Regions from separate parts of the Homo sapiens genome. Here region 1 is linked to region 2. Evidence: read pairs that join two places in POLR2A ChIA-PET (ENCODE). Cell type or tissue: PC-9. All regions are shown on one strand. Each heading gives the region's core, and the rest is flanking DNA. Links, peaks and the distances in the headings are about the cores only.

The links. Peaks named below come from ENCODE experiments on the same cell type or tissue, not always from the same donor. Only the 100,000 strongest peaks of a DNase experiment are listed, where the experiment ranks them.
Region 1: POLR2A ChIA-PET joins it to region 2 with 6 read pairs; 4 of 35 experiments call an interaction of 5 or more read pairs at or near these places.

The regions. Positions count from the first base shown.
Region 1 is chr2:27,363,864-27,366,669 of GRCh38, forward strand. It overlaps EIF2B4 (eukaryotic translation initiation factor 2B subunit delta), which reads right to left. Exons shown (of 13, transcript NM_001034116.2): 12 at 855-1,035; 13 at 489-736. The coding sequence ends at 537. All of the region lies in intron 3 of GTF3C2-AS2 (GTF3C2 antisense RNA 2), which reads left to right. Among named protein-coding and RNA genes, the nearest start is that of EIF2B4, 5.1 kb to the right of the region's middle. In PC-9, for the core only: no CTCF peak of the experiment used is centred there; no DNase peak of the experiment used is centred there.
Region 2 is chr2:27,681,025-27,683,830 of GRCh38, forward strand. It overlaps SLC4A1AP (solute carrier family 4 member 1 adaptor protein), which reads left to right. Exons shown (of 14, transcript NM_018158.3): 9 at 1,224-1,335. Among named protein-coding and RNA genes, the nearest start is that of SLC4A1AP, 19 kb to the left of the region's middle. RefSeq lists an enhancer at 641-1,840. In PC-9, for the core only: a CTCF peak has its summit at 2,642 (motif pointing left); DNase peaks (open chromatin) are centred at 957, 1,407 and 2,627; H3K27ac peaks cover 2,500 bases.

The DNA of each region.
Region 1 (2,806 bases), core at 155-2,654, 320 kb before region 2:
CAATCATGGCTTACTGCAGCCTCTACCTCCTGGACTCAAGCAATCCTCTGGCTTCAGCCTCCTGAGTAGCTGGAACAACAGATGAGCACAACCATGCCCAGCTAATTTTTATTTTTTGTAGAGACCGGATTGCCATGTTGCCCAGGCTGGTCTCAAACCTCTGGGCTCAAACAATCCTCCTGCCTTAGCCTCCCAAAATGCTGAGATTACAGGAATGAGTCACTGCACTCAGCCCAGGACTATTTGTTTTCATATTCCTCCTCACACCCAGTTTAGTGTCTGGCATGTAGATGCTCAGTGAATGATTGATTTGGGTAGTTTTGGTTCTTTATACGGGTCTTCAGGTTAGTCCCAATGTACTGGCATGGAGCTAGTTACTTGAGCAGGTCTTCACAAAGGTCTGAGTAGCAGGTGATAAAAGGGGTTGTGAAGTCTGGACTCCTAACTTAAGTGGTGGAGATGCTAAAAGAGAAACAAAGGCAGCAGAGTTGCTGAGGGTAGGGAGTATGGCATTTATTAACCCTGTGTTTCCCCCGTCACTGGTCACTGCTCTTGACTCGTAGAACAACAGGTACAGAACTGCAAGGGATCATCCCCAGCTCCGTGATCACCAGATCCACAAGCTCTGGGGGAGTCACATCATAGACTAGATTCAACAACCGTAGGGATGCGTGGTTCTGCCAGTTAGCCAGCGCAACATGTTCTCCCCGCTTACATTGCAGATCATCAGGGTCATCTGCAATGGAAGGCGTACCCATTATGTTCTTTCAGAAAAGAAGTTCTAGTTTATCCGCCCCTCTCCCTCCCTCTCAAGTCTTCACAGGTAGCTGGAGGCTTCTCTTTTGCCTCCTTACCTAGCTCATTAGAGACAAAGGCATCAGTCTGCACACGCTCACAGAACTTGTATGTTTCACAGCAAACCAGCACTGGTACATTATGGGCTCGAGCCACCAGGGCTAACTGTGCTGTCCCTACCCGTGACATCACAGACCCGTTGGCCAAGAGTGCATGAGCTCCCAATAGCACCTTGGAAACCTGTTTCACAGGAGAAGAGGAAGAAAAAAATGTCATTGTTGTATCAATGCAAAATAAGGTCCCCTACTTACAGGACAGCAACATTAAGACAAGTAATAAATCTCAACACCTGTGAAAAGAAGGGAAAGAAACAAAAACAGACAACAAGTAATAAATCTTTTTTTTTTTTTTCTTTGAGATGAAGTTCTGCTCTTGTTGCCCAGGCTGGAGTGCAATGGCGCGATCTCGGCTCACCACAACCTCTGCCTCCTGGGTTCAAGTGATTCTCCTGCCTCAGCCTCCCGAGTAGCTGGGATTACAGGCATGCACCACCACTCCCAGCTGATTTGTTGTATTTTTATATTTTTAGTAGAGACGGGGTTTCTCCACGTTGGTCAGGCTGGTCTCGAACTCCCAACCTCAGGTGATCTGCCCGCCTCAGCCACCCAAAGTGCCAGGATAACAGGCGTGAGCCACTGAGTCCGGCAATTAATAAATCCTTTTTTTTTTTTTTTTTGAGATGGAGTCTCGCTCTGTCGCCCAGGCTGGAGTGCAGTGGCATGATCTCGGCTCACTGCAAGCTCTGCCTCCTGGGTTCACGCCATTCTCCTGACTCAGCCTCCAGATTAGCTGGGACTACAGGCGCCCACCACCACGCCCGGCTAATTTTTTGTATTTTTAGTAGAGACGGGGTTTCACTGTGTTAGCCAGGATGATTGTGAACTCCTGACCTCGTGAACTGCCCTCCTCGGCCTCCCAAAGTGCTGGAATTACAGGCTTGAGCCACTGTGCCCGGCCTAATAAATCTTAATGATGGCTTTTCTTCTGTGAAAACACCTGACCACTGACCCACCAAATCTCCCACAGGAAAAGTAAACTTTGAAGTTACTTTTGTCTTGTTCCCTCTTCCTGGTTGCTAGTTTAATGTAATGTTTTTGCAATAGCTAGACTGCTGTAATATACTGTCAGTGTTTTTCCAATTAAATAGAAACAGAGCTATATAATTATTTTTTTTGACACAGGGTTTCATTCTGTCACCCAGGCTGGAGTGCAGTGGTGCAATGACAGCTCACTGTAGCCTCAACCTCCTGGGCTCAAGCAGTCCTCTCACCTCAGCCTCCTAAGTAGCTGGAACTACATGCGCATGCCACCATGCCCGGGTGTGTGTGTGTGTGTGTGTGTTCAAGCAGTCCTCTCACCTCAGCCTCCTAAGTAGCTGTGTGTGTGTGTGTGTGTGTGCGTGCGCGCGCGCACGCACTCAAGCAGTCCTCTCACCTCAGCCTAAGTAGCTGGAACTACATGCGCATGCCACCATGCCCGGGGTGGGGGTGGGGTGGGGTGTGTGTGTGTGTGTGTGTGTGTGTGTGTGTGTGTGTGTGTGTGTACAGGGTCTCATTATGTTGAGCAGGCTGGTCTTGAACTCCTGGGCTCAAGTGATCCTCCTGCCTTAGTGCTGAGATTGCAGGCATTGAGCCATGGCACCAAGCCAGGGCTATATAATTCTAATATTTTTAAATAATTGTGGCTGGGCACAGTGGCTCATGCCTATGATCCCAGTACTTTGGGAGGCCGAGACAGGGGGAACTGCTTGAGCCCAGGAGTTCCAGCCTGGGCAATGTAGCGATATCCCATCTCTACAAGAAAAATAAAAAACTAGCTGGGCATGGTGGCACACACCAGTAGTCCCAGCTACTCAGAGGCGGAGGTGGGAAGATCACCTGAGCCCAGGAGGTCAAGACTGCAGTGAGCTGTGATCACGTCGCTGCACTCCATCCTTATCTCAAAACAAAAA
Region 2 (2,806 bases), core at 176-2,675:
AACCCCTGCAAGCAATCTTGATTGTGATTCCATCTTCTGCTTTTTCATCTCCTTTGAGCCAGTCTTAGCTTATCCTCTAGGCCAGCCTGGCTTTTTAATGTAGCTGAAAACATCTGTGTTGCTGTTGCTTCTGTCTTTCTATGCCAGAGCCTTCCTGAGGCCTGTGGGGAAGGGTGTGAAGGATAATGATTTGACAAAATGTCCTTCATGGCCAGGCAGGCAGCATTCTTCTGGTGGCCTTAGCAAGGGAATGGGTTTTATCTCTGGTAGGGAGAAAGGGGCTTGAGGCTGGACTTAAGAGTGCTACTAAGGGGATAAGACTTAGGTAAAAGAAGGCAGTAGTAGCAAGTGGGGCTTCAGGGAGGGCCAGGTAGCTAACATCTGGTATGGGTCACTGTGAGTCGAATGCCATTACTGTCCTTATATTCCAGTTTTCAGGGCTGTCCCATGGTCAATATGAAGAAAACAGAGGGCTTTCTTTTCAGTCTAGTATGCTTATTCTGGGGTTTCCTCTGTCTCCTCATGCCATATTCTCATTGTCACCTCTGCCTGCTCTGAGTATCTTGTCAACTGAATTGCTATCCCTTTTGTTTTTGCTCTGTTCTCCCCCTGCCTTTCTAATTTCTACTATCTCTTCTTTATACCCTTCCTCAGCTTTGTCCTAATGGGCTTAGCTTTTCTAACTATCTCCAGCCGTTGAGAATGTTGACAGGCTCAGCAGTTGCAGTCTCTCACTATATCTTTGTCATTACTACACTGGGTATCCTGCATACTGTACCCCCATCCCCATGCACACTTTTTTTTTTAAGTGCTCAGAGCTATTGCGCTTAAGTGGGAGCTCCAGATAAGTAAGACACTCTTCAGAGGTTGGTGGGAAGTAGGGCTTTACACCATGGATCAATCTCCTGCTGCTTATATGTTCTCCTTTGCCAGTGACCTTTGTACTGTAGTCATTTCATGGGTGTGAAGTCATGTAGCATGTGGCAAATTACTTGACTAAGGGAGCAGCCTCATCATAGCTCTGTGTCTGTGACAGTCAGCATTGTTCTTGTCCATTCAAAATCTGTTGGTCTGAATACCTCTTTCTTATTGTTATATGCTTAGATATTCATTTTGTGGTAATTTTTATTTTGCCAGAGGTTTCTTTGTCAGTATCATGGTATTTTTAGATAAAACCTTGGGACTCCCTGGAATAGATGTGTATAATTATTCTTTCTTCCTAGGACTGAAACTCAGACTACAGGTGCAGAAAACAAAGCTAAAAAGCTTACATTGCCTCTATTTGGTGCCATGAAAGGAGGAAGCAAATTCAAATTAAAAACTGGAACAGTAGGGGTAAGTTGTGAGTCAGGGTGTTAAACTTTTAGCCCTTGAGTTATCCCTGAGCTAATTTTTCTCTTTTCTTTTTTGAAACTACAAATGACTCATTCCATAGTAATGTGAGAAAGGGCTGTGGGCTTGGTATGATCACATCTTTCCCAGAACTTGGTTCTTGGATTCTTTTTTTTTTTTTTTTTTGGAGACAGAGTCTCACTCTGTCACCAGGCTGGAGTGCAGTGGCGTGATCTCGGCTGACTGCAACTTCCGCCTCCCGGGTTCAAGCAATTCTCCTGCCTCAGCCTCTCGAGTAGCTGGGACTACAGGCGTGCTCCACCATGCCCAGCTAATTTTTGTATTTTTAGTAGGATGGGACTTCACCATGTTGGCCAGGATGGTCTCCATCTCTTGACCTCGTGATCCACCTGCCTTGGCCTCCCAAAATGCTGGGTTTATAGGCATGAGCCATTGTGCCTGGCCAGTTTGTGGATTCTTTTTCTCAGCTTAGGGTTATCAAGAATTGATGAATTAATTTATGCCAATCAATTTGCAAGTAAATGGTTTGTAAATTAGAATCATAGTTTATTAATTTCTCATGAATGTTGCATTTAAGAATGGGTCTCCTGCATTAAATGCTTTTCCCCAGGTGGATAGATGTAGTGTTCAGACTCACCAACATTTAAGAACATAGTGTGTGCACTTGCCTCTGCCATATGATTTTTCTTCATTTAATCCTTCCAACACCTTTTGCTGTGTGGGAATTATTGCCTCTTACAAATGAGGAAATAGAGTCAGAGAAGTTAAATACCAGATCACACCAGCGTTATGTAACTAAGCTGGTAATCAGATCCAGGTCTGTCTCTTGAGCTTTATGATTTCCCTGCTACCCTACAATATATGTCTGTCTGTATGTTTTTGCTTTATCTATATTCCTATTCATAGATTCAGCTTTTAAAAGGTTTTCATTACCCCTAAGAGCTGAACCTTGAGTATTAGTTTGCTAGGGCCACCATAACAAAATACTAGGGATTGGGCAGCTTAAACAACAGAAATTTATTTGTTCACAGTTGCCAGCAGGGTTGGTTTCCTCTAAGGCCTCTCTGCTTACCAATGGCTGCCCTCTTGCTGGCTCTTCAGATGGCCATCCCTCTGTGCACTTGCACTCCTGGTGTCTCTTCTTCTTCTTCTAAGGACATGAGTCATACTGAGTTAGGGCCCCACCCTAATAGTGTCATTTTAATTCAGTTTAATTTAATTTACAGTCATATTCTGAGGTACTGGGGCTTGGGACTTCAAACATGAATTTGGGCAGCAGGGGGCACAATTCGTCCAAAACACCCTGAATTAGGGTATACTGCCCTCTGGTGGCAGAAATCTGAAGTCCTAGCTATGTATTCTTTTTGTTTGTTTCATTGAGAGACAGTCTCACACTGTCACCCAGGCTGCAGTGCAGTGGCCATCTCGGCTCACTGCAACCTCCTCCTCCCGG